Linked DNA regions of Homo sapiens: region 2 is linked to region 1. Evidence: chromatin loops called from intact Hi-C (ENCODE). Cell type or tissue: prostate gland. All regions are shown on one strand. Each heading gives the region's core, and the rest is flanking DNA. Links, peaks and the distances in the headings are about the cores only. Region 1 holds the start of LINC00092 (long intergenic non-protein coding RNA 92). Region 2 has its middle 110 kb from the start of HSD17B3-AS1.

Region 1 (2,899 bases), core at 104-2,603:
AAGTGGCCTTCCTTCACCTGTGCCTGGCAAAGCCCTAGGTTCCTTCCATGTCACCCCTGACTCCTGAATCGACAGCTCCCTCTCTCAGCTTCCTGCTCACCAAGCTCAATGGAGCCTCAATGACCTGCCCACTGTTGCCTGAGGCAGCACTCTCACTGTCCCAAGACCCCATCACACCTTCACCTTGCTGGGACCTCCTAACTCCCTCAGCTTCCCCTACTCCACATTGGGGGTGTATCAGTCCATTCTCACGCTGCTATGAAGAAATACCCGAGAAATACCTGGGTTAATTTATAAAGCAGTTTAATTGGCTCACAGTTCCTTATAGCTGGGGAGGCCTCAGGAAGCTTACAATCATGGAGGCAGTTCACGTGAAGGGGGAAGAAAGGCACCTTTCTCACAGGGTGGTGAGAGAGAGGAAGGGGGACGGGGAAAGCCCTTTATAAAAGCATCAGATCGGCTGGGCACAGTGGCTCACGCGTGTAATCCCAGCACTTTGGGAGGCCGAGGCAGGCAGATCACAAGGTCAGGAGTTCCAGACCAGCCTAACCAACATGGTGAAACCCTTTCTCTACTAAAAATACACATTAGCCGGGCGTGATGGCGCGCACCTGTAATCCCAGCTACTCGGGAGGCTGAGGCAGGAGAATCTCTTGAACCCGGGAGGCAGAGGTTGCAGTGAACCAAGATCGCGCCACTGCACTCCAGCCTGAGTGACAGAGTGATACTCCGTTAAAAAAAAAAATCTTGTGAACTCACTGTCACGAGAGCAGCGTTCAGGAAACCACCTCCATGATTCAATTACCTCCACCTGGTCCCGCCCATGACACGTGGGGATTATTAAAATTCAAGGTGAGATTTGGGTGGGGAAACAGAGCCAAACCATATCAGGGGGCCAGGCCTTCAGCAGGTGGATAAGATGGGAGGAGTTCTGAAATACACACCCGGGATGCTCCAGAGGCCAAATCATAGGGCAGGTCATCCCAAGGACAGCAGTTAATTCACTGACATGCCAGCAAAGGGCAAACCGAATCGGCCCCGCGGAGCCCAGGTAGGGGCGCCGCTCACCTCCTAAAATGCCCTCAAAGACCCCTTAGGGCACAGCCATATGCTGAGACATGTTGGGGTGGACAAGCAGGTCTCAAGAAGCTTAGAATGTCCCCTAGGTGGACGCTAAGGGACAAGGCCCACCGAGGAAGGCAGCTGCAGATGATGGAATGCCCTCCCAATGGCGGGAACAAGCAAGGCTTCCGCAGCTCAAAAGGAGAAACATGCTTTGCGCTGGAGTCCTCAGAAAAGGCCACTTCCAAACTGTGGGGATGGGGAGTGGACGGGCCTAAGAGAATGGGAAGGCAGAACACCCCTTCTCCAGTCTCCCTTGGCCGTTAAAACCCCAGAGCAGCAGCAACGTGGGCTGTTTGGTGCGGAGGTTCCTGGTTTGGGTTGGCCAGGCGTAGAGTGCTTCCGACAATTCACCCACCCTCCAAGACGCGCGGGCCGGGGAGCGGGGAGAGGGCGGAGGGAACGGCGCACCGGGCCCCGTCGGACTGTTGGACCAAAAGTCCTCAGTGTCGGGGGCTCGCAGCGCCGCCGCGGCGAACCCAGCTAGGGGGCACCGCCTGCGCCGGGCACAGGGAGGCCGTTCGGCTTTCCCCCTCGCGCCCATTACTCTCAGGCGTCCCGGGGAACCCCGCGGGCCAAGTGTCGGGCTGCGTCCGGGCAGAGGCGGCTTCGCCTGGTGTCAGCGCGTTTCCGAAGGGCACCCGCGGCGGGGCCCACAACTCGAGCTGGGAGCCGCCCCAAGCAACCCGTTCCTCCGAATCAGGCTGCTTTTCTCTGTAAAGAAAAGAGAAAGCAAGCGATTAACTGATGGCTTGGCCGGCTGGAAACGGGAAAGCGAGTTCTCCAGGAGCCGCACACCTCGGGGAAGCCCAGTCCCTCCCGGGCAGGGAGCGAGGGGCGGTCCTGGGGGCTGCTTCCCGCGGGGAGAGAAGGGAGGGCGGCGCAGCCCTCTGCGGGGTCCGCCCCTCGGTTCTCCGGACCCCCGCGGCCTGGGGGACACGGGGCAAATTCTCGGATAGCGACGGGCAGGAAGGGGACCCGGGCTGGCGATGGGCCGAGTGCCTCCTTTGCTCTCACCCCCGCGCGAAGACGAGGCCAGTGGGCGGGTGGCGTGGGGCGAGGCCTCCGCAGGCCGCCGGGGGCCCAGGCACCTGGAGCCGGGAGGGTCCGCTCCCTTCCCCGCCCTGGATGGCGGCCTATGGGAAAGCAGTCTCCACTGGATCCCGCGCGCGTCGCGCCGAGGTCGTGGGAAACCGAGGGCGGGAGGGCGGGAGGGCGGAGGCGCCGGCAGGGTCGGCGGGACTGGGGCTCGGACGGAGGACAGGGGCGAGGAGGAGGCAGGAAGGACGCCGGGTACTGCGGGGCGCCTAGGGGGTTCCGAGCGCAGCGGCTGCGGGGCCGACCCGCCCAGGATGGAATCAGGGCCCCGGCGCCCCCACGCCGCTCCTCCAGGCCGAACCCCTGCGGCCCCAATCCCCCGGCCTCACGCCCACCCCGCAGGTCGGCCCTGCAGCTGCCTTCCCTTCCTCCACCTCCCTCCCGCCTCCGAAGCCGGCGCCCCCGGCCAAGTGGCCGCTCTCAACCTGTTACCAAGTCCTAGAGAGAATTTCTCCAAAATATTTCCTGGATCCCCCTGCCAAGGGCCCTGTCCCGCCCTTCCAGCTCCCAACTGGATGCCTGCAGACCTCTCCCCGGGTTCCGAGGCTCTGGCCTCCTCCCTCCCTAATCCATTTTCCACACCGCTTCCCCGGGAGCCCGTTAAAATACACCGGGACCGCGGCGGGTGCAAGCCTCCTGTATCTCCACATAGCAGGCTAAGGGGAATTGGGTAGGGAAT
Region 2 (2,899 bases), core at 124-2,623, 120 kb after region 1:
TTAGTGCCCTTATAAGTAAAGACACCAGACACAGGCAACACAGAGATGACCACGTGAGCACAGAGCCAGAAGGCGGCTGTCTGCAAGCCAAGGAGATGGGCCTCGGGAGAATTCAAACCTGCTGACACCTTGATCTCAGACTTCCAGCCTCCAGAACCCACATAGTGAGAAGACAGTCATGTGCAAGCCAGGGGGCAGGCCCTCACCAGGTACCAAATCAGCCAGCACCTTGATCTTGGACTTCCAGCCCCCAGAATTGTGGGAAGTAAATTCCTGTTGTTTAAGCCACCCTGTTATGGCAGCCTGAGCTAACATATTGACTAATACAATATGACTCTCAGGATTATCCCAGTTGAGAACTGTGCGTGCAATCCAGCCCTCTCATTACAGGTGAGGGAACTAATACAGCAAGGTTAAAAACCTCATCCTATGTCCCCACACTAGTTAAAGGCCTTCTCTAACTGCTAGACCAGTTCCCATTACACCCACTCAAAGTAGACAAGTAGTTTTCATCTGAATGCCAGCTCTGGCTGATGGTGGTGGCTGCCAAGAGGACTGTGTCAGGAAGGATTCTGAGGACAAGTCCAGGCTCAGCTGACCTTAGCACCATTGCTAGCCATCAGAACACAAGAAACATTATGTATTGGCAGGGAAGCTGGCACAGAGGATCCAGCTACCCAGGTTGAATAACGTGACAAGTGTCATGAGTGTCACTCATTGAGGACAGTACAATTTGAAACGTGGTTCATGGGCCGGGAGCACCAGCATTGCCTGGGAGCTTATAAAAAACTTAAATGTTCAGGTCCCACCCAGACTACTGAATCAGAATCTCTGGGATTCAGATTCACAAACCTGTTCTTATATACCCATGCACACTACAGTTTAAGAAATCCTTGGGCACGGCGTCTCACGCCTGTAATCCCAGCACTTTGGGAGGCCCAGGCAGGCAGATTGCTTGAGCCCAGGAGCTCAAGATCAGCCTGGGCAAGATGAGGAAACCTGTGTATATAAAAAGTACAAAAAATTAGCCCTGCATGGCGGCCCCTTCCTGTAGTCCCAGCTACTGGGAAGGCTGAGGTGGGAGGATCACTTGAGCCCAGGTGGTTGAGGCTGCAGTGAGCCATTATCACCCCGCTGCACGGCAGCCTGGTTGACAGAGCAAGACCCTGCCTCAGAAAAAAAAAAAAAAAAGCAACCCTGCCCTAGAAAATAAGGACAATAATATCAGTGTCTCCCCATGGTGACAAGTGTGTCCTCTGCCTGGCACCTCTGAAAGTTTGCTTCCCCTCTGGCTGCATGTGGAACAAATGGGACCCTTCAGAGACGTCCTGAGAATACCAGGATGTTTCTTCCAGCCCTCATCTCTCATAACCATTTTTAAAATGCCAGGGCTGTGTATTTTTAGTTGAGGACATCTGTATTTGCCAGCTCCAAGCCCACCCCTAACCACGTGGCCAGCATTGTGCAACTACTACACATCTTTATGACAAACCCTTCCATTTTCTGTTAAGTAATGTGTTTGGAAGGCTGAGTGAATCAGAGACAGTAAGCATTTGATTGCTTACATTATTCTGGTTCAAACATGGCTCGCGGCCCGGGACTAATTTATTTATGTTGGTATGGTACATTTCTGTTTCCCTTGGGAATTTGCCAGCACCCCATCCCCTCTTCCAGCTGCTCTCCCTTGGCCCGCCCACCCCTCTTGCCACTTTTGTTCCCGGTCTGCCTCTCCTGTGGGTGGAAAGTTTGTGAAGGATGCCCCATCAGCTGCCTCCAAGCCAGAGACTCCCCTCTCCTGCGTGGTTGGCTATTTCCCCGCCCACCCACAGCCTCAGGCCCAACAAGGCGGGTGGGACTTCTACCTCCTGGCAAGGTCAGCGTTTCCCACCAGGGGCTCACTTAACCCGGTGGATGCGGGTCTGGGGTCCTGCCAACGGGGCACTTGAGGAAAAGACAGACAGGGATCAAGACCACCTACCCTTTCTCTGGAGTCACCAGACCTACACACTAAATCTGCAGCGGGTTTTGCTCGCCATCACCCTGGGAGGTGGGAAGAGCAGCCCCCGACGACGTGAAAGAATCAGTATCCTATTACAGGTCCCCGAGCCAGGCCCCCATTTGCAAAGGCAGCCTGTTGTGCATATGGGATGGAAAATGCATCCTGGCAAAACACAAAAAGTAAATATTTAAAGGGAAAAAAAGCGCACACAAGGAAACAAAATGCCTTGCCTTTCTGCTTCCACGGTCCGCCGCCAAGTCACCCCCGCCCTCGCCGGCTGGTGTGGAGTGTGCCATATGGTTTGGGACAGGGATTAAACCCCTCCGTGGTTGTGAAAAACATCAGTCCATTTGGTCTGGCCTTTCTCTCCCTGCATTTGTTGTTCATTTGCGAGTTTCTCACACCCCTGGGCCGACTGCCGTCAGTGTTTACAGGTTTTAGATTGCTGGTGGGATGGAAATCACCAGCCACCCAGCGCCTGCAGCGGATGTCTCCAGGAGGAGGCTCACGGGCCCCTGAGGGGCGCTGCAGAACAGAGCCCGTGACATGCATGACACAGAGGAGCCCACTTTTTAACGCTTCAGTGATAAATATTTCCCCCAAAACTCGGGGCAAACATAAAGAAGGATTTAGTGTCGACCGTCTCCACCTTGGCCTCCTCCTGCAGTGCTGTCGAAGTGGCGTCCTGAAAGCCGGGGGCCTTGCCCGGAACAGGGAGGCTTGGGCTGCGGCCAGGGGAGGCACCAGCAGCTGGAGCACACTAGACCAGAGCCGGCCAGGACAGAGCCTGGCCCGATCTCCCTCGGAGGTAGAACTGGACCCCCTTCATGCTCAGGCTGAGGAGCAGGGTAATAAGTTGTCATAAGAAATGAATGAAAGTATTTCATGCAAGGCCTGACG

What was found. Hi-C counts contacts between places; a loop is a spot of excess contacts. Peaks named below come from ENCODE experiments on the same cell type or tissue, not always from the same donor. Only the 100,000 strongest peaks of a DNase experiment are listed, where the experiment ranks them.
Region 2: a loop joins it to region 1, with 2.2 times the contacts of the local background. A loop is called at or near these places in 3 of 110 quality-filtered maps.

What each region holds. Positions count from the first base shown.
Region 1 is chr9:96,019,446-96,022,344 of GRCh38, forward strand. LINC00092 (long intergenic non-protein coding RNA 92) reads right to left here and starts at 2,366. Exons shown (of 2, transcript NR_024129.2): 1 at 2,140-2,366; 2 at 287-1,836. It also overlaps a transcript of ERCC6L2 not described here. RefSeq lists a silencer at 1,546-1,595 and an enhancer at 1,806-1,855. In prostate gland, for the core only: a CTCF peak has its summit at 1,612; a DNase peak (open chromatin) is centred at 1,538; H3K4me3 peaks cover 1,432 bases; H3K27ac peaks cover 1,687 bases.
Region 2 is chr9:96,138,244-96,141,142 of GRCh38, forward strand. No RefSeq gene overlaps it. Among named protein-coding and RNA genes, the nearest start is that of HSD17B3-AS1, 110 kb to the right of the region's middle. In prostate gland, for the core only: no CTCF peak of the experiment used is centred there; DNase peaks (open chromatin) are centred at 1,478 and 2,258; H3K27ac peaks cover 2,500 bases.